4 separate regions of the Homo sapiens genome follow, and all the other regions are linked to region 2. Evidence: chromatin contacts called from ENCODE Hi-C or POLR2A ChIA-PET data. All regions are on one chromosome and are shown on one strand. The core of a region is the stretch at or near the end of the contact, and the rest is flanking DNA. Distances in the headings are between cores, read along the strand shown.

Region 1 (5,039 bases), core at 2,415-4,914, 790 kb before region 2:
CCAAGATCATGCCACTGCACTCCAGCCTGGGCAACAGAGTGAGACTCTGTTTCAAAATATATATATATATATATATATATATATATATATATATATATATATATATATATATAAAAATTTAAAAAGCCATGATTTCCAAAAGAACTAAAAACTAGCTTAGTTGAGAACAGCAGCACTGTTTTACATTTTTGCAAATTTCATTAACAGGCAGGCTAATGGAAGAGATGGGATTCTGGAGGTCCTGGGGTCCACACTTTGAAAACAGCTACCTTTGAGTGACTATTAAAGAGTAAGAAGGAGAAAGGGAGAGAAAGAGAGAACTACTAAGTCAAAAGAGAACATGGTATTTTCTAAATAATTCAAAAGAAAAGGAAAAAACAAGACAAATGGAACATATATAGCAACACAGTAGACTTAACCCCAACAATACTGATAATTATATTTATTCTAATTAAAAAGCACAGAAAGGCCGGGCACAGTGGCTCACATCTGGAATCCCAGAACTTTGGGAGGCTGAGGCCAGAAGTCTGAGACTAGCCTGGGCAACAAAGCAAGACTCAGCCTCTACAAAAAATAAAAAACAGCCAGGCATGGTGGTGCACACCTATAGTCTAGCTACTAGGGAGGCTGAGGAGGGAGGATGAGCTATGATCACAGACTGCACTCAAACCTGGGCAACAGAGTGAGACTCTCTCCTCCCTGCAAAAATCAATTTAAAAAATACATTTTTAATTAAAAAAATTAAAATGTTTACTTTCCTGTCCTCTGTAAAAAAAAAAAAAAAAAAATTCAAAAATAAAGGCTGGGTGCAGTGGTTCACGCCTGTAATCCCAGCACTTTGGGTGGTCAAGATGGGCAGGTCGCTTGAGGCCAGGAGTTCAGGACCAGCCTGGGCAACATGGTGAAACCCCGCCTCTACAAAAATACCTGTCTCTACAAAAATACAAAAATTAGCCAGGAAATGGTGGCACACACTTGTAGTCCCAGCTACTCAGGAGGCTGAGGCGAGAGAATCGCTTGAACCCGGGAGGCGGAGGTTGCAGTGAGTCAAGATTGTACCACTGTACTCCAGCCTGAGTGACAGAGCAAGGCTCCGTCTCAAAAAAAAAAAAAAAAGCACAGACCATTAGGCTACATACAAATGCAAGATTGCTGTTTACAAGAGACACAATTTAAAACATACAGTTGTTAAACACTAGACACAAGGAAACTGGAGTGACTACACTGTCAGAAAAAATGAGGCTTCTGGACAAGAATATTGCTAGAGATCAAGATGGACATTTCTTAATGATAAAAGGGCCAATTCATCAAGCAGAATTAACATTCCTAAATGCATACGAACTTACTAATAGCTTCAAAATTCATGAAGCAAAAAATTGAAAAGATATGGGAGGCCAAGGCAAGAGGATTGCTTGAGCCGGAGTTCAAAGACCAGCCTGGACAATAGGGAAACCACCGTCTTAATTAAAAATAAAAAATTAAAAGGATAAAAAGAAAATAATATGACTGTGTAGAAAATCTTTAAAAATTTACAAAAAAATAAAGAAAACTAAGTGACTTTGGCCAGGCTGTAGGATACAAGATCAATATACAAAAATCAATTTTATGTATTCTTATATATACACAAGGTAATATAAAGTTTTAAAAAATATTTGCTGGCCGGGCACGGTGGCTCATGCCTGTAATCCCAGCACTTTGGGAGACTCCGTCTCAAAAAAAAAAAGTATTTACAATAGTATCAAGAACAGGAACAAATTTAACAAAATGTGAAAAGACTTTTATATTAAAAACTACAAAACATTGCTAAGAGAAGATTAAAATGACATAAATGGAAATAATTGTATGTATGTTTCATAGGGAAAAAAGTATTCATGCAATATTTGTGTAATTAAAATAATTAATTAAAAATAAATAAAATCCTTAACAAAGAAAATGAGATATACCCAGAACTAGACAGAGAAAATGGGTGTGAGTACTTTTGTAAAGAAATCTTGTTTCGATTCCAAGCAGGAAAAAATGTGCTTGAGACGATGCTAGCACACACGTAAAAAATCCAAGTTTTCCATTAATTACAAATCCACAAATTATATAACTTTTCTAAATGAGTTCAAAAGATTACAGGCTAGATCACTGCAGGGCACAAAGTCTTCCAACAAGGCGTTAATATGTAAAGCACAACCTTAATCAGAACATTTCCTTCTCTCCATAAATTTTGGGTCGAGCCTTCACCACTCAATCCCTCGAGTTCCCCAAGGGTGGCCCTTGGCGGGTTTTTTCCAAAGTGGGGCCAGAGGTCTGAACACCTGAGGTGAAATTCAAGTTCACGAGCAAGTCAACTAAATTTCAGAGCTCCCAACTTCCCTACATCGGTAAAATGGAGCCTAGCAAAGCCTACAAAAGACTAGGGGTTACCAGACTGCTTTAGAAAGGCGACACTTGGCCGGGCACGGTGGCTGACGCCTGTAATCCCAGCACTCTGGGAGGCCGAGGCGGGTAGATCACGAGGTCTGGAGTTCGAAACCATCCTGGCCAACATGGTGAAACCCCGTCTCTACTAAAAATACAAAAAATGAGTCGGGCATGGTGGCACGCGCCTGTAGTCCCACCTACTCGGGAGGCTGAGGCAGAAGAATCGCTTGAACCCCGGAGGCGGAGGTTGCAGTGGGCCCAGATCGCGCCACTGCACTCCAGCCTGGTGACAGAGCGAGACTCCGTCTCAAAAAAAAAAAAAAAAAGAAAGAAAGAAAAGAAAGGCGACACTTAACACACAGCAGGCGCTAAACACACATTCTTTGGGTTTGCATTTTGTCCAGAGCTAAGAGTAACAGGCATTCGGCAAAGGCTGGGGACGGGACGGGGACGGGGGCGGACGCGCGGAACTGAAAGAATCTCAGACTTCGGGTTCCAGTTCCCCCAGCCGGACTAAGCTACTCGCCCGGCCCCGGGCCCAAAGGCCTCAGGTGGTAACGGCCAAAGGGTCACCGCCTCCGCGGGGCGCTGCGTCCACAACACGGGTGGGGAAACGGTCAAGGTTTGCGGCGTTTGGGTTCATGACTGCAAAAACACCGTCCACTACGGGCCAAGCCGAGTGCCATGCCCTGCACCTACGTCTAAGCTCACAGCAGCCCGCACTGGGGCGAGGAATCCTGAGGAGGCTCGCCCCGGTCTCTGGGACTGGGCTCTCGCCGCGCTGCCTCAGGGCGCAAGTTCCACGCGCTTCGCCGGGCGCAGAAAAGCACCCCCCGCTCCGCGGCGCCCAGGCCGCCTCCCCCGACAACGCACCTCCGCAGCGACGCCTGCGCCTGGAAGGGGCTCGGCATCTAGACCGCAGCCCCGCGCGGGCCACACTCCCCAGCAAGTGCCTCGGCAGCGTCCCAGGAGACTCGCCGCGCTCGCCGGAGCTGGACGTGGCGCCGAGGTCCGCGTCGCCGCCCGCACCCCGGTGCTCACCTGTACCACGCAGCAGCCCAGGGCATCCTTCTGAGCGTCAGGAGGGACGATGTTCCGGGGCGTGTGGCCCGGGTGCAAGAAATGAACCATGGCAACCCCGGCGGCGGGGCGTCAAAAAGAGAGCCGGCGTCGAGCCGGAGCCCGGATCCCGCGAGAACCAAGCGGGCGGCTGCCAGGACGCGCCCACCACGCCTGCGAGGCACACGGAGCTAGCGCCGCGCCCTGCCGGCGAGCTTTTGAAATGCCCGGCGAGGCGACGCGCACGCGGGGGCCGGCCCGCCGCAGACCCCACCCCCCGGGCGGCCTCCTAGCCCCATCCGCCCTCCGACACGCCGCTGCCGGGGCCAACCGTTCTCCTCCCGCCTCCCCAGCCTCCCCAGCCTCCCCAGACCAACCTGCCACGACCCAGCCGCTCACCCACTCCTTCCCAGCCCTGCACCTCAGGGCTTGAGAGGATATTCCCCGAGGACCGGCTGTGTAGGTTTGGGGAATACTGTATATATATATACATGTACACACACACACACACACACACACACACACACACACACACATATTCATTATTTCTATATATGTATATATTTTTTAAAGCTTTCATACATTAAAATATATATTTCAAAGACTTTGCCCCTGAAAATCTGGCAACAGCACCTCTCTAACGGTCCTCTCTGTTTCAACTCCTTAGAGTATCTGGATAAATCAAATATAAAACGAATACAAAATATTGGCAAGTATCTACCAAAAAATCTATTTAGCTTTCTTGTTACTTAAAAAGTACTCGAGAAGACCCTTATAACCTGCTCCAAGAAAGAAACCCCGAGAGACCCTTCTAACTTTCTCCAGGAAAGAAACTCCACAAGTTAGTACACATTAGCTAATTTAAGAGAAAGCAATACCTTGGAAAAGGAAAGTTCTCAAGAGCATGAGCCTTGGAGTTTGAATCCTGAATTAGAATGCCCGCTCAGCCATCTAGTGTTTGAGAACCTGGAGCAAGATTCTTGATGTCTCTGAAGCTCAACTTCCTCATCAGTAAAATAGAATGAGAATGCTTTATCTCACAGACTTAATGTAAGGATTAAATAATGTATGTAAAACACATCACAATGCTTTTTACATAGTAAGTCCTTGATAAGTGGATTGGATTCAGATGTTAAAATTATTTTTAAGTACTTTGCCTAATGCTTTTCTTTCATTTATTTATTCTTTTATTTAATCCACTTACTACAAGAAGAAAAAAAATCCTGTGCTGTAGGTATCATCCCCATTTTTCTCACAGGGAAACTGAAGAACTGACAGGTTGAATAGACAACACGTTTTTTGGCCAGCTGATGAGTGGCCAACCTGGGAGTCAAAATTGAGTTTTCTTACTGCAAGTCCAATCAATATGCTTTTTTTTTTTTTTTTTTTTTAGACGGAGTCTCGCTCTGTTGCCCAGGCTGGAGTGCAGTGACGCGATCTCAGCTCACAGCAACCTCCGCCTCCTGGGTTCAAGTGATTCTCCTGCCTCAGCCTCCCAAGCAGCTGGGACTCCAGGCGCGCGCCACCACACCCGGCTAATTTTTGTATTTTTAGTAGAGACAGCGTTTCAC
Region 2 (5,337 bases), core at 698-3,197:
AGGAGGAAGTGTGTTTAGAGTCCAAAACAAGAAGTCTTAAATGTGTGCCAATCTTAGCTCTGCCATAGACTTAAATTTGATGACTTAAATCCCAATTCCTATGCTCAAATATCCACAGAAAAGGACCAACATTCACTTTTCTCAAAGGAATGTGGCCATGAGAGTGTAGTGAACTAACAAAGAGCCAAAGGAATTTATTGCAAAAAAAAAGGGGCTAAGGAAAAACATTAGACCTAGATACTTGGTAAACCCTTTGGGATTCTTCTGCATTTTGAAGTAACAATTCCCAAGAGAACAGACAGAGGTTGGGATGCCAAGACAAAGTCTTGACTTGTTTGAAATAAAAGCAAGAACAAAATTAACTCTTCAAATCAAGGTATAGATGAAAGAACAGATTCCATTCCAGGTGGTCAGGACAACAGAATTGAGAAATTTTGTTCCTAAGGAGTATCTCAGAGAAAAATGATTTTAGGGAGACTGAGAGCTCAAGGCAGTAGGGGAGGAACAAGAGTAGTCTTTTGTTTCTTGGCAAGTTGTGGTGTGTGGAATTCAAGTAGGAAAGAGGACTGGACTCAGTCTATGCGATGTCAAGCTCAGAATCTGGAGTAGACCTCCAAGATCACCTGGTTTAATTCTCTATTCTCAATCAACCTCTACTTTATTGCACCCATCATTCCTATCTGTGATGTCATCTCAACATCTGCTAGCACCAGCAAAGTATAAATTACAAACGAAACAGTTCCCTCCCTCCCATCTTAATAGATTAGGAAATAAGGGCCCAGAAGGGAGAAGTCCCTTCCTAGGCCCAAAAGGGAGAAGTAACTTCCTAAAGCCACATGATTAATGAGTTCTTCCTTGGGGATTCCAGGATCTTTTAGCACTGTTCTCAAGGACTCAAGAAAGGGTGTAAACAGGTTTATATTTATTAAGTGCCTAAGTTAGAAGCATTGTGGTAGGCACTTTCACATACATCATGTTTACACAGAGATAAAAATAATTGCAACCTTGAGTCCTGACTTTTTATTATGTAGGGTTTCTCTAAGACAAGCACAGGCTTTGGAATCAGAAAGACCAAGGTTCTACCAGTTGGGAAAGGTATTTTTCTTCTCTGAACTTGTATTCCTCCTGCATTTGGAAAGGTATAACACCACGTACTTCACAGGGTTGTTTTGAGGGTTAAAACATTATCAACCACAGGGAATGGTTCACAGAAGATACACAGTTACTGGTAACTATTGTTACCACTCCCGAGGGGACAACTATGGTAAACTGCAAGAATGTGGGAACGGAAGTTGAAACCGCCATTCACTAGCTGTGCAACACTGAGCCTGTCGGTCAGCAGGCAGTGGGAGGGGGGTTATAAAGATGGGCAAGGGACGCCGACTTGTAAACAAACACTGCCATTACAAGGTGAAGAGTGCTGTAACTGAGTTCGGTTCCCTGGACTCAAGGGCGGGAAGTGGTAACCTCAGCTTCCCTATCTGTAGACTGGGAGCATCAAATGAGATGACAACAGAGAGCCTGTATAAAGCTCAAAGCACACAACACTGCTGTTGTGAGCAAGGAGTAATGGAACAGAGGAGGGGCGTCCACCTGCCTCCTGGGACAGGGTCTGGGCGGCAACAGGGCGGGCCCGCTCGCTCCCACAGGGGGCGGTGGTGCTGGGGACCTTCCCACAGGTGCCGACCCCCAGCTGCGCCGCCGGTAACCGACAGGCCAAGCCAGCCGCCTCCGCCCCCGCTCGCCGCACCACGGCGGAAGTGGCAGCCTGAGCGGTTGGCGGGTGTCGGAAGGGGAGGGCGGGGGGAGACCGTGCGCAGCGGCCTATGGCCGTGAAGTGGCGGGACCGCCGGGGGTCTCACCTGAAGCAGGGAGGGTCCTCCAACACCAGCACGCGGCAAGAGAAAGATGGCTGCCTCAGCCGAGACAGAGAAAGACGACGGCGGCGGCGGCGGCGGCGGGAGCAGATCCACGTGATACAGCCGACCCCGCCTCTCCCTCTCCGGGGCAGCCTATCCCGGGAGCGAACATCTGAACTCCAACGCCCCGCCTGCTTTGCGCATCCCTCTTAGTGCTAGTGGCGGCAGGTGCAGGTGGCCGCGCGGCATCCTGGGGCTTGCAGTCTCCCGAGCGTTCTGTTGTGTCCCTGCCTACAATTTTAGGGAACCTAATAAAAGGGTGGTCGGTATGTTTTTATTTGGGTGTGTACTTTTGTTAGGTCGCTTTTTCGCTATGCATTAAGTACGGACTTTAGGACTCAACTAGTACCAGGAAGAAAAAGACCGGACATTTTCACCTGTTTGTTATACAGCGAAGGGGAAAAATTGGGAAGAAATCCTCAAGCTACAAGAAAAATAACCAGAAGCTTTACACTTTAGCCTGCAGTGACTTATATCCTGGTGTCCTAAGTCCACCTAAGTCAGTTTTGCAATAAGAGGTCCCAAGTTTGGTTTTCTTGGAGCTTGCATCAGTTGGTTGCATCATCCCTGAGTAGAAGATTTGCGGTTGCAAGGAAAAATAAGGTACAGAGCTTCTCCAGCGGGAAAGTGCATGTCTGCACGGCACGAGCCCACGCACCGCAGAACAGGCTTGCCAGGTCTCCTCAGAGACCCTCGCAGGAACCTAACAATGAAATCCAGTTGTCCAGTCTTGATTTGTGGAGGGGTAAGGAGAATCCGAGGCCAGTGGGCAATCCGCCCACTGTTGGGAGCGACTGACCTCACGAATCAATAATTTGCTTTTGACTAGGAAGTGCAGCGGTTCTTGGGGGGAGGGGCTGGACTGGGTGGCGGACGCGAGGAGCAACGGTTCTCCCGAACCTCTCCCCCGCCCCTACTATCTTGGCCTACATTTTCCCGCTCCGTCCCGGGACCTGGACACCCAGAATCCACGAAAAGCAACTCGCGCTCGAGAACAGCTCTCGTACCCTTCTACGTGATCTGCACCTTTAAGCTCACTCCATCCCAAACCGGACCCCGGAGGCACCACCCACATCCGTCTAACATCACTTCCTTCAGAGTTTGAAAAAAAAAAATCTGGGAAGTAGAGGTGTTGTGCTGAGCGGCGCTCGGCGAACTGTGTGGACCGTCTGCTGGGACTCCGGCCCTGCGTCCGCTCAGCCCCGTGGCCCCGCGCACCTACTGCCATGGAGACGCGGCCTCGTCTCGGGGCCACCTGTTTGCTGGGCTTCAGTTTCCTGCTCCTCGTCATCTCTTCTGATGGACATAATGGGCTTGGAAAGGGTCAGACCGCGTTCTTATCTTCTCTTTACTGATCTTTACTATACTGATCCCAGTATAATCTCTTCTTGCCCTAGCACCGTTCCCCTCCCATTCTAACTCTTAGGCCACTCCAGATTTCTTTTTATCTTCCCCAACCGCTCCTGGAGTTTGAAGATTTCTTGGGGTAGAGAGTAGCGGGTCTGGGGAATGGAGAAGTTGTACTTGAGGCCTCTCTAAATTATTGGATTGGGGGGAAGGAATGGCCCGTAAATTAAGGAAAGCATGTTAAGAGCCCAGCATAGTGCCTAGCACTTGGGAGGTCCTGAGGAACGGTCACCTTCCCACCTGGGAGAAATAGAGCCGTTGGGGACCTGCATATGCAGAGGACCCTGTTCTGGGTCTGAAGATTTCTCTCGTTACTTCTTCCGCGAAGAGCTAGGTTACTGCCACTTGCTTGCCTTTGGGAAACAGCACCTGCATCCCAGGTAGCTGTATCTAGTGCATAAGAAGAGCCAAGCGAATGGTAGAAGGTCTGCTGTTTAAGGGTCCCCAACAATTGTCCTTGCTGTGGTTCAGCGAAGTTTTTTTGTAAGTGAGCGATCAGTGGTTATGAATGGAGGTTAGGAGGTGTGGCCCCCTACTCCATCCATTACCTACATCTCCATTCTAAGTTTTAACACCTCTCTCCTCATCAGCCCTTACTTAGTTGAAAGTTGGACTGACAGTCTGTGAACTCAGAGTTTATGCTTTTCTAAGTAGATGAATTGTAGCATGGATCCCAACCCCTCTTCCTTTTTTTTTTTTCACTGACCTTACTGTATGGAATGATTCTGCTGCAATCCTTCTGTTTTTGTTTTCTCTTATCCTCTCTATTTTCACATCTATTGGTGAGTAATAAGATTGGGTGGGCATTCATTTTGCCTGAATGCAATCATTCCTTCATTCCGTAAATAATTTTTGATCACCTCCTATATTTCAGGCACTGTCCTAGGCACTAGGGATATAGCTGTAAACAGGACAGACAAGGTTCCTACTCTGGTGGAGCTTATATTCATGTCAGAGAGACAGAGTAGACTCATGAACAAATTAATAAGACAGTTTCAACTAGGAACAAGTGCTGGGAAAACAATAAGACTGTGATGGAATAGGAAGTAGAAAGGCTGGGGAGGTTGGTGGAGCTGGCATCACTTGAATTATGAAGGTCAGGAGAAGCTTTTTGGAGAAGGTGATATGTGGGTTTCCATCTCAGTGATGAAACTGCATGACAAATCCTGTTAGGCCAGAATGTTTTAAATACTGACAATCCCATTTTAAAACAGACTACCGTTTTTTTTTGTTGTTGTTTTGTTTTGTTTTTTAGACAGAGTCTCACACTGTTGCTCGGGCTGGAGTCCAGTGGCATGATCTTGGCTCACTGCAACCTCCGCCTCCTGGGTTCAAGCGATTCTCCTGCCTTAGCCTCCCGAGTAGCTGGGATTACAGGTGCCTGCCACCACGTCTGGCTAATTTTTTGTATTTTTAGTAGAGACGGGGTTTCACTATGTTGGCAAGGCTGGTCTCAAACTCCTGACCTCATGATCTGCCCGCCTCGGCCTCCCAAAGTGCTGGGATTACAGGCATGAGCCACTGCGCCCAGCCAGCTACTGTATATTTAAAGTTGTAAGTACTGAGAGTAACAGAAGAGTAGAGTGTTGGGTACGTGGGTTTAGATCTGAGTTTTTTCTTTGCTGTTTTTTCTGTTTGTTTGTTTGCTTTTGTTTTTGAGACGGAGTCTCACTCTGCCAGGCTGGAGTGGAGTGGTGCAATCTCGGCTTACTGCAACTTCTGCCTCCCGGGTTCAAATGATTCTCCTGCCTCAGCCTCCCAAGTAGCTGGGACTACAGGCATGTGCCACTATGCCCAGCTAATTTTTTTTTTTTTTGTATTTTTTTGTATTTTTAGTAGAGATGGAGTTTCACCATGTTGGCCAGGCTGATCTCAAACTCCTGACCTCAGGTAATCCTCCCTCCTTGGCCTCCCAAAGTATTGGGATTATAGGCGGGAGCCACTGCGCCAGGCCTAGATCTGAGTTTTAATTTGTTCTGCCACTCACTAGCTGAGTAGCCTTGGGCAAGTT
Region 3 (5,246 bases), core at 743-3,242, 550 kb before region 2:
AGGTGAAGGAATGAGCATATTGCCCAAGCAGCAAGCCTAGCCTGGGTTAACTCAGCACCAATTACAGCTTTTCTGGACTCCCTGTTCCCTGGTTTACTGCTGAACTTGGCAACTAAGAGCATAGACTCTGGAGCTGGACTGTCTGGGTTCAAATTCTTACTGTCTTACTAGCTGTGTGACCTTGTTCTATTTTTGTCTTAGCACTTACTACTACTAGGAATTACCTCGTGCATTTCTCAGTTCCTTGTTTATTGTCTTTCTTCTCCTTACCCCATGTAAGCTCCATTTAGTGGAAATGTATCTGTTTTGTTCACCACTGTATCCCCAGGGCCTGACCTAGTATCTAGTTAGTATACAGTAGGTGTTCAATAATGAACAACGAATTAATAAGTAGCAGAGCTGGTCAGACGCTAAACCTGGGGCTCTCTGGTGAGCTGCCCTAGAGAGAACAGGAGGCCTGAATTGGAGCGGGCCCTGTTCTTGGTTCTTTGCCCAGAGTTCTAAATGAAGTTCCTGCTGGGATCCACCAAACACAGGTGCAAAGCACTCTACAGTTTACTAAGTGCATCCACGCCTTCATCTGATTTGAAACTCACGACACTCTGGGGGACAATCAAGCAGGGATTACTGTCCCCAAGACTCCCAGCATAATCGAAAATTTCAAGGCTTATAGAGTACTGGTCTTCACTAAAGATGGTGTTGCTCCCAGGAGAAAAATGTTGACATCTATTTTTGTGTGGTTCATCCAAAACTGGACGCTGGCCCACCTGTTCATTAGATTTCAACTCCCCAGCCATTTCACACCAGTCCCCAGGTCCATCCTGAAGAGGTCCACTCTGGGAGTTCTTCACTGCACATAATGTGACATGCAGGCCTCTCAATGTAGTGTTCAAGGTCCCGCCTGCTCCCTTGCCAGTCGTTTCAGCCTCATCTTCCACCACTCGTAGCCTCCAGCTTTAGACTCTTTGAAGCACAACAGCTGGAACTCCTGGCCCCGCGCCCCCCCACCCCCTTCTTGCTGTTTGCTTCTTAGTCTTGCTAAAATCCACTCGTATTCAAAGACTCAACCCAGATACCCTTCCTCTCCGAAGTCTTCTCTGAGCTTAGATTCCCTCTTGGTAATGAGGGGGCAATTAGCCTGGATGACTCTTATGTGTGCCCCTGAGCTGCCATCTAAGGACTTGGCCTAGAGAGGACCCCGGATGTGGCGGTGGGGTTCTCTTCCAGGCCCCGTCTTTCTAGTGTAGTGTGACCTTGTGCGAATGCCTGCCCTCTCTGGGCCTTTGTGCCCTCTCCCAGGGATGATCCGTGTGAGGTCTCCGTGCATCTGAAATAACTCTCTCTCTGCCCTGCACATTGATCTCCACAGTGTTCTTCACTGGACTCCGAATCAGCCACTCCCCGTTCCAGATGCAGAAAATGAGGACGGGAGAGGGAAAGGCCGCACGATGCTACGGTTACTTTTTTCACCCGTGAATGGCAAAGGCTGGGCAGTGGTGCCCGGCCTCCCGGCGAAGGTCTGGACCCCGCTGCCCAAAGGTGCCGGTAGCGAAGTGGGCGCCGACTGCGAGCGCTTCGGGTTCCTCCGCGCCAAGGCCGTGCCACGTAGCCGCGGGCCGGGCCGGGCCGGGCGCGGGATGGGGGCGCCGCGCCAGAGGTCACGGCCGAGCGGGGCGGGGGCCGGGGTTTGGCGGCCGCGCGGCTGGAGCGTCCTCGGAGCCACACCGCGCGGGGGACCGGGCTGCGGGGCGTCCCCAGCAGGCCCCGCCAGGGCGAGGCCGGGCCCAGCGGCGCCGCCAGACCCCGCGCACTCACCGATCCGCGGTACTTCTCCAGCGACACCAGTTTGCCCCGGATGTTGACCGCCTTGAAGTCGTAGAAGTCCTGCTCCTGCTGCGCGCAGGCCGCAGCCCACAGGAGCAGCCACGCCGCTGCCACCGTCGCCGCCACCATGGCTTGTTCCGGAGGTGGCGGCGTCGCGAGGGCAAAGACGGGGCGGGGGGATCTAGCGCGGGGGGCGGGAGGAGGCGGCTCTGGCGCCGCTCGGCCCGCAAGGCAGGACGCGCCGCGTTCTCGTTCCCTCCGCAGGCGGTGGATGTCCGGCTCTGGACCTCAGTTTCACCGTCTGTCCTGAGGCAGCGCACCCCTGCCCCGGACCCCAGAGCCAGGGTTTCAGGATTCTGTCCCCTGAGACCGGAGTTCGTTTCAGTGAGGCTCCCTCTTGTCCCAGGAAACAGCGACTTGGCAGGGACAGGGAGGCAAAAATCTGAGAGCTCAGCTTCTCATTAGTGCAGCGGCCTTAGGCTGGCCTGGTCACGCCCCCACTCCGACCTCAGTTTCTCCACATGTTAAGTGGAGCTAGTCGGTATAGGATGGAAGTAATAGAAAAACGGATGCGAAACACTTTAACAGTTGAATGGTGCCTGCAAACTTCAGGTGAATGAATGCATGTTCCCTGAAAGTGATGGCTGGGAGAAGAAGAGAGGACCGTGGGCCTGTTGCAGGTTAGGTTCCTGGAAGCAGATTCTGAGATGGAGATTGGAGTGCAGGATGTTTATGAGGGAGCACCCTTGGGATCAACAGGCGTGGGAAGGATGGGAGGGAACAGGAGTGGCACAGGGGGAAAGTAGTGAGCTCCATGCAGGCCCCAAGACAGTTTTAGCTGACTCGACAGGGACTCTAGAGCTAGAGTAGCCCATCAGATGAGCTAAGATGGCCAGGTCATCCTGCCTTTATCAGTCCTTGGATGTGGGGCCACCTGGCAAGTGGGGCAACAAGGGCCAAGATGGCCCTGTCTGTGGAGAAGCTGACATTAAAGGCTTTGTGCTAACAGCACTCCTAGCAGCTGGTGTCTGTCCTAAGTCCTCAGTGATGGGGGATCTGGGCAGCACATCACAATGTCTCCCCCTGCTCAGAAAACCCCTGTTGAGCCCATGAAATGTCAAACATGGAGCTGGATCCTGTACTCACAGGCTGTGAGTTTTTTCTGGAAACTCACAGACTGGTGTGAGAGAAACCAGGTAAACTGCAGATTTTATGTAATGTGGTAAGGGCTAAGCACTCCTGTGGTCATCAACAAAAACTTCCTGAGCACCTTTTCTATGCCAAGTTTTGCTTTAGGTGATTCTTAGGCAGGGATGAACAGGAGGGCATTATCTCTATCCAGGGAGACACAGGAATTAAATAATTTATAAATAGCTCTAAAATTACTGTTGTGGTGAGTACCACCTAAACTAGCCTGGAGGGCCATGGAGGGCTTTCCAGAAAAAGGGAGATTTGAGCTGAGCTCTGAAGAATGAGGAGAAATTGGTCAGGATGAAGCAACATACAAGTGCAAAGGTCCTGGGGGGAAAGGAACATGGTGCATTGAGTAACAAAGAAGCCTCATTTGGTTGGAACAGAGAGGACAAAGGATGAGAGGGAAAGGTGGAGAGGCAGGAGGGAGTGAGATCACACAGAGCCTAGTAGGCCACAGTAGGGACTGTGGTCTTTAAACCAAGAAATGAAGGTTCTTTTTAGCAGGGAGGTATCACAATGAGTCTTTTGTTGTAGAAAGATCTCTTTCGACAGGGCCCGGTGGCTCACACCTGTAATCCCAATACTTTGGGAAGCCAAGACTGGAGGATTGCTTGAGGCCAGGCGTTCAAGACCAGCCTGGGCAACCTAGCAAGAACTGTCTCTTCAAAAAATTAAAAAATTAGGCCAGGCGCGATGGCTTACGCCTGTAATCCCAGCACTTTGGGAGGCCTAGGCAGGCAGATCGCAAGGTCAGGAGAACGAGACCATCCTGGTTAATGCAGTGAAACCCCATCTCTACTAAAAATACAAAAAATTAGCCAGGTGTGGTGGCACACGCCTGTAGTCCCAGCTACTTGGGAGGCTGAGGCAGGAGAATCACTTGAACCCGGGAGGCAGAGGTTGCAGTGAGCAGAGATTGTGCCACTGTACTCCAGCCTGGGTGATAGAGCGAGACTCCATCTAAAAAAATAAAAATTAAAAATTAGCCTCGTGTGGTAGCATGTGCCTGTGGTTCTAGCTATTTAGGAGGCTGAGGCAGGAGGATTGCTTGAGCCCAGGAGTTCAAGGTTGCAGTGAGCTATGATCATACCACTGCACTCCAACCTGGGTGACACAGACACTATCTCAAAAAAAAAATCCTTCTGGCTGTTCTGTGGAGTTGATAGGAAAGGGCAAGAGCAGATGTGGTCTAGATGTTGGAGTTGACGTAGCTCCAGGGCTACCTCCTAGAGACCCAGAGGCAGTTGCTACCTAGCCTGAGCAGCCAGGCAAGGCCTTCTGGAGGTGTGAGGTGATACTGGAGTTATATCTTGAAAGAGGAATGGGAATTCTCTAGGAGGGTCAGGGCAACAACGTCAGACTGAAAGAGCAGTATCTATGACAGCACAGAGTCAGAGAAGTGCTTGGCTGTTTGAGGTGAGAAGGGGTGTGGGGCAGATGAGATTGGAAGGGTCATCAGGATAGAGAAGGGCCTTGAGTGCCAAGTCACTCTCTAGAGTGTGGCAAGCAAAGGTTTTGAAGCTGGCCACAAGATCATATAGTTACTAGGACTCGAACCCAGGCCTTCAGGTGTAGACCATGGGATTTTTCTGCACCACCAAGGTGGCCTCACTCTTCAGGAGAAGGCAATATTATCAGGAGAGGTGGAGAGCAGAGGAAACGGCGCTCCAGGCAAGGGCCAAGGCATACATAAGGTGCCCCTGCCCATCCTGCTCCTTCTTCCCCATCTCTTTTGGGAGCCTTAAGCCTGTGATGGGTCCCACAGCTATTAAATGGTCTCTTCTCTCTCTGCCTTCTGGAACCATTGGGCTCTCTTCCTGCCACCTGTCCCTTTCACTCAGCCCCTTCTTGAGTGTCCCAGTAACCAGGAGTTCTCAAATTCTACTTCATATAACTTGGAGTGTTGCAAGTTTGGCCAAGCTATTTCCTGTTAAAATCCAGATAGATGAGCCGGGCGAGGTGGCTCACATGTTTATACAAAATTAGCCGAGCGTGGTGGTGCATGCCTGTAATTCCAGCTACTCAGGAGGCTGAGGCAGGAGAATCACTTGAACCCAGGAGGCGGCGGTTGCGGTGAGCCAAGATCATGCCATTGCAGTCCAGCCTGGGCAACAAGAGTGAAACTCCGTCTCAAAAAAAAAAAAAAAAATCCAGATAGATGGGCATTTCTACTAAACAGGGGGAAAAAAGTTAATAGTTAAATATTTCTCAGCTGTAACTTTCTTTCC
Region 4 (5,494 bases), core at 1,426-3,925, 540 kb after region 2:
TACTAGAAAAAAAAAAATTAGCTGGTGTGGTGGCGGGTGCCTGTAATCCTAGCTACTCAGGAGGCTGAGGCACAAGAATCGCTTGAACCCAGGAGGTGGAGGTTGCAGTGAGCCGAGATTGCACCGTTGCACTCCAGCCTGGGTGACAGAGTGAGACCTTGTCTCAAAAAAATAAAAATAAAATAAAAACATTTATAAACGGTGAAAAGCAATACTGTATACATACAAGGTGTTATTTATTTATTAGAGATGGGGTCTCTCTATGTTGCTCAGGCTGAATTCGTGCTCTGTGCAACTGCCTCAGTCTCCTGTGTAGCTGGGACTATAGGCATGTGCCACCATGCCTGGGTAAGGTGTGCTTTTGACTTAATATAAATCATATAAAAGTTAAAACAGTAATAATTCCTTACTTTTCCTGTATGAGAAACTGAAGCTCAAAGAGGTTAAATGGTTTGCCTGCGGTCACACTCTGATTCTTAATATTCTCTTTGCTACTCTGCACTGCCTTTCCGGAAACTACATGGCAGGGTTTCCACCTTATTCATCTGAGAGGAATATCTTACATCTCATATGGTTTGGAGGAGTCCCCTTGAATAGCAAGTGAAATTATACTCCCCAAAGCGATTTGCTCCATGATTTTCAGATTTCATAATTTGTGTAGCTACAAGTTTAGGCACTTTTGTATATGTCATCTCATTCATCCTCACAACAACCCTAAGGGCATACAACTAGTGAATGGGAGAGCCAGGAATGGAACCTGGATATTCCTAATGTCTGAGTCCTATTTATTTCACTATACTATGCTGCTTTGTCTATCAGTTGTATAACCCTGGGCAAATCACTTAGCCTCTGTGACCCTGCATTACCTCATTTGTAAAGTGAGTATGACGATTACTTCCTTTTAGAGTTGTGAAGCTCAAATGTGCTAATATAAAGTAGAAAACACCGGTAGAAACACCGGTTGTGGTTATGGCTGATAAGTGTACCAAAGTGAAGTAATGTAAAACAGTATCTCTTATTCTCTCTTCAGTTAAAGAGATTAGCAGCAAAAAAGAAGCCAAGGAAGATGCTCTTGAATAAGTGGTTACTCACCAGACCTATATGGCTTGCTCTTGTTAGCTGGCCTTTGCCAGAAGGAGTCTGAGTAGAATTAGGAGTTCCTTGGGAAATTTCTGGAATGGTTTGCTTGTGGAGGCAATAGTCTAAAAACTTAGGTGGGGCTAACTCCATCCTGGGTCTTGTTCAGTTGTCCCTCCTACCACGGGGACTGCTATGATAATGGTAATGGGTGTAGGCCTGATAGAGTTGTGGTTTGTTGTAATGGGAAGCCATCGTGACTAAGAAATTAAGACCAATTCGGGCAAATACATTTATTGAGGCCTCTGTGGTAGGCTAAACTATGAGGGAGATAAAGCAGTGAGTCAGCCCCTTGTCCTCAAGGATTTTACAGTGCAGTGAGGTGGAGACAAACCCTCAACTAACGCTTACAGATAAGGCAGAGTATAAAAACGGTCACATCAGAACAACTTAGAGGTGGGGTGTGGAGTTCCTAGAAGGCTTCTTGAAGTAGGTGGTATATACTCTGAGACTTTGAAGATGAATTTCAAGTAACTGGGTATTCCAACTGAAGGTTGGCAGCATCAGAAGGTGTAGGATGTGTTATGTTTAATATAGGCAGGAACGAAGGCCTTTACTGAGCATGCACTGTAATGCTAGGGTCTGACGATATAGAAATATATTGAAAACAGTTCTTGCCATTGAGGAGCTCTTAATCTAGAGGGATAGATAGGTGTAAACTGTCATTAGGGTGATGACTTCACAAGGTAGAGAAGAAAGGTTATAAAGGAGAGTGTGTAACTCTGACATAAGGAAGAGAAAAAGATACTTTGCAAAGGAGGTGAAACTTGAATTATGTCCTGAGAAAGAAGGAGGAGTTTGCTAAGTGGATGATGGGAGAAGCTAGGAGTGCTACAGGCACCAGCGTTCCCTTGTTAAACAATCTAAATGTGACAGGCACCAGGCAAATACATTTTTGCTTCCCCTTTCCAAATGGATTTTGGCTGTGGGAGGGAATGACTTAATGTCTTCTTTTCCAATATACTAGCAGATGGTTAAATATTTACAGTTAGACTTGGATTCTAATTCAGCTATATAATTAGCTGTATGACCTTAGTAAGACACTTATTTGTGTTTCAGTTCCTTCATTCATACAATTCAAAAAATAAGAGTCTAGTACAGAGCCTGGCATATATAAAGTGCCATTATTATTTTCTATCATTATCTCATTTAGTCTTTGTAAGTAACTGGGCCTCTAGTTACAATTTCCCCCATTTTTCAGAAGCAGGAGCTCAGCGTAGGTAGGTGGCCTGTCTGAAGTTCACAGGTCAATCTGCAGTCGCCTCCGCAGCCCGTCCGCTTTAATTTTATGTCCGCGCCGGGTTTTCCAAGGCGGCCCCGGGGGCAGGCTCTGGTCCGGTGGCCGAGACTCCGGCGCCAGGGTTTGGGCGGCGCCGCGGCCGGCTCCGGCGGGCGGGCAGGCGGGCGGGGCCAGGCGGGGCGGGGCGGGCGTGGGGAGGGAAGTTGTGGAAGTTAGGGGAGACGCCCGCCCGCCCGCCCCGGCCTCGCCTGCGGCCGCTCCCTCCGCCTCCTCCCCGCCCCGAGCCCCAGTCAGCCCGTCTTCCTTCCCCTCCCTTGCATGATGGAAACACCATGGCTGCGGCGGCCCAGCTCTCTCTGACACAGGTAACGCCACACGCCCGTCCGCCGGGCTTGGCCGGCCGGTGCCCCCTCCCCCACCGCCCTCAGCTTCGCCGACTTCTTGGCTTGTGGGCCAAGCAGGCAGCTTCTTGGCTTGTGGGCCGGGCGGCCGGTGTGTGTGAGGGAAAGCGGGTGCGACTGCGGGAGGGCGCCCTCCGGAGCCGGAGCCCCCCTGCGGCCGCCGCGACCTCGCCCAGGGTCGTCGGGCGCCTCCTGCCCCGCCCCGCGCGGCCCTCGCCGCCCTCCGCGCCGCTGCCGAGTGGACTGTGACCCGGCCGCGCTCTGCCGGTGCCGGGCCGGCTCCCGCGGGGCAGCTTTCACCTACCCAGGAAGTTTCCTCCCACAGGGCCGCACGCATCCCAGGTGAGCTCCTGTTGAGCTCGCGCGGGCCGGCCGCACCCCCGGGCCGCACGAGGCTCGCCCGCCAGGCCGGCTGCGCGCCGCCCCCAGTAGGAGTTGCCTTCCAGAGCCGGACGCGCAGGCCCCCCAAGCCAGTCTTTCCTCTCCAGACCTGCCTTTCTCCCAGGGTCCGACGGAAGCCCTCCCTTCCCAGAGTTTAATGTAGTTAGCCTCGCCTCCAAAGAAGTCTCATCCTACTCAACTACCCACTCTGCCGGCCCCTTCCTCCGTTCAGCCTCTCCCCCCTCCTGATCAGGTTTCCTTCTGGGTCAGACCCCCAATGCAGCCTTTTGCCACCCACGTCTGCTTCCACTTCAACTTCCCCTCGGGGGGCTCACGCCTGATCGCTGTCCAGGTGGATCCCTTTAACGGGTGTGGTGGCTCCGCCAGTCTTGGTGCCAGGAACGGCCTCCCGGGGAGCACTTTTCTTGGGGGGAATCCTCAGCAAAACCTGTTCTCGAGCTTCCCTCTTGCCTCGTTGCTTCCTGTCAAAGTCCAGTCCTTGTGCTTCTCAGAAAACCTCTAAACATCACTCACACTGGGAACCTGGTCCCTCCCTCTCTGTAAAGAAGCCAATTACAATGTAAACATGGTGTCCGGGATGATAAGGTGACAGACACCTGCCAGTTCCTTCCTGCTCCTGTGACCCAAACTCTCCCCCGCGTCTCCTCAGACGGTTCTCTCCAGAGCTGGTGGCGCGTGCTTCCCGATTGGGGCCCATCCCGTCTTCCTTGCCTGCATTGTGGTATCTCACTGCCATCTTGTACTCCTTGGCCTAGATTCGTCGGTGCTTCTAAGGCTTTAGCGCTGGGATAGGGCAAACATTTCGGCAGTGGAGTTTTCTGTGTTTAAAATCAAGAGGCTTTGGGGTGCTTTGCCTAGCACTGTAGGATAGAGAGAAAAAAATGTTTTCTCAGAAACCAGGAGTCACGTACATGCTTCATGTAAAATAACTAACCCGTGTTTGCAGGAATTCTAAGTGTCATAAGGAAAGTCTATTTCCCAGTTTTTTTGATGGTGGTGGTGGTTGTCCTGTTCTGACAAGCAGAGAACCCTTTAACATGGAATGTGGTGGTTTAGTCTTGGTTATGTATGTTTGGAAGGGTCCTCCCAAAACTCAAATTTGAACAACTACAGCACTGACTTTTAGGTATTCACTTTCTGTGAGTCTAGTTAGTGACTTGCATTAAACAAGATCCCTGTTGGCAGGCTGTTGTTTTCTGGCTCTGTTGGCCAATTCTGGCAGGAGTTTTCCCTTGAAGATTTTGTGCTCTTAAAGACTTCCGTAAAATTGCTTCTCAGTTGTGTGCATACTTTATTCTCTCCCTGGGTAATACCATGTTTTTAGCTTCTATTTACATCATTCATCTCTGGAGAATTGCTTCAAGCTCTGTCAGTTTTATAGCCATTTAAAAAATTTACATATGTTCTTGGGTTATATATTTAGGTATTAATGTGTACACAGTAAGTACGGAATCAGTAGTAGCTATTATCCTTCAGTGCCTCACATATGAGATAATATACATTGGTGGTTAATTTTTATTGATAATTCAAATAAGTAAATTCAGAATATTCTGATTTTAAAACATGAAGAGGCAATAAGAGGGATTACGAAGGCACACGAAAAAATAACATTTCCAGTTGCTAGTATACCCTAATGTGCCTCCTTGTTACTTCAAAACTTTGCAGATTTGTGGTTTTTAAATTTAATTTAATTTTTTTATAACTGCCTGAGCCCAATACACTAAGATAACAATGCAGCCTGGTTTCACATTCATTACTGACCCGTTTGTCATCCTCTGTTCCCCCCACCCTGCCCACTCTCCCAGCACACACATTTAGACATAGGCATACTCAAGTGAGAGCTCATTCAGGGCAGGGACATCTTTTAATCCATCTTTCTCCCATGGTACCTATCTGGAAGAAAGTAATTAATAACTGTTGTAGGAATGACTGAAAGCTCTAAAGGGTTCTATAACAGTTATGGAGATTAAACATGCTCAAGTTAATTTCTGCTTCTGTTCATATGTTGATGATTTTCATTCAGCAAATATTTTTATAGTACCTATTATGTACTAGACATTGTACTGGGATTATCGTGTTTATAATTTCTTGCCTTTACCAATTAAGCAAAACTGAGTTTGGGGAAAAAATGTGAAAAATGTTTTAGCTTATGCCTTCCTTCCTTTTTCCAAGCTTGCCAACCAACCCTTCAACTCCCCAGCCACCAAAATAAATTATCTAAATTATTATAGTCTAGCTTCTAGAGATGATAGAATGCTAGAGTACCAAAATGTTAGTTCCAGTTCTGCTTTGGCCACAGCTAACTGTATGGGTT

The links. Hi-C counts contacts between places; a loop is a spot of excess contacts on that map. ChIA-PET counts read pairs that join two places held with the same protein, here RNA polymerase II (POLR2A). Pooled maps may share reads with other maps.
Region 1: a map with no recorded cell type shows a loop between it and region 2 (14-fold over the local background). The contact joins the promoter of ZYG11A here to the promoter of BTF3L4 in region 2. A Hi-C loop is called at or near these places in 3 of 37 single-sample maps with no recorded cell type and 7 of 50 pooled maps.
Region 3: a loop to region 2 is called in a pooled map, with 8 times the contacts of the local background. The contact joins the promoter of GPX7 here to the promoter of BTF3L4 in region 2. A Hi-C loop is called at or near these places in 8 of 50 pooled maps. POLR2A ChIA-PET finds 5 or more read pairs at or near these places in 3 of 52 experiments (GM12878, K562 and activated T-cell).
Region 4: a map of CD4-positive, alpha-beta T cell shows a loop between it and region 2 (3-fold over the local background). The contact joins the promoter of EPS15 here to the promoter of BTF3L4 in region 2. A Hi-C loop is called at or near these places in 4 of 168 maps with a recorded cell type or tissue (CD4-positive, alpha-beta T cell, ascending aorta and naive thymus-derived CD4-positive, alpha-beta T cell), 3 of 37 single-sample maps with no recorded cell type and 13 of 50 pooled maps. POLR2A ChIA-PET finds 5 or more read pairs at or near these places in 2 of 52 experiments (GM12878 and activated CD8-positive, alpha-beta memory T cell).

What each region holds. Positions count from the first base shown.
Region 1 is chr1:52,841,385-52,846,423 of GRCh38, reverse strand. ZYG11A (zyg-11 family member A, cell cycle regulator) reads right to left here and starts at 3,664. Exons shown (of 14, transcript NM_001004339.3): 1 at 3,451-3,664. The coding sequence starts at 3,540. RefSeq lists an enhancer at 2,490-3,083 and a silencer at 3,585-3,914.
Region 2 is chr1:52,052,905-52,058,241 of GRCh38, reverse strand. BTF3L4 (basic transcription factor 3 like 4) reads right to left here and starts at 1,947. Exons shown (of 6, transcript NM_152265.5): 1 at 1,863-1,947. TXNDC12 (thioredoxin domain containing 12) reads left to right here and starts at 3,051. Exons shown (of 7, transcript NM_015913.4): 1 at 3,051-3,242. The coding sequence starts at 3,146. RefSeq lists enhancers at 1,032-1,743, 1,744-2,457 and silencers at 1,523-1,762, 2,623-3,027.
Region 3 is chr1:52,599,117-52,604,362 of GRCh38, reverse strand. It overlaps GPX7 (glutathione peroxidase 7), which reads right to left and starts at 1,992. Exons shown (of 3, transcript NM_015696.5): 1 at 1,816-1,992. The coding sequence starts at 1,953.
Region 4 is chr1:51,516,447-51,521,940 of GRCh38, reverse strand. EPS15 (epidermal growth factor receptor pathway substrate 15) reads left to right here and starts at 2,675. Exons shown (of 25, transcript NM_001981.3): 1 at 2,675-2,742. The coding sequence starts at 2,710. EPS15-AS1 (EPS15 antisense RNA 1) reads right to left here and starts at 3,669. Exons shown (of 5, transcript NR_183651.1): 1 at 3,495-3,669. It also overlaps a transcript of OSBPL9 not described here. RefSeq lists silencers at 2,452-2,641, 2,792-3,261 and an enhancer at 2,492-3,420.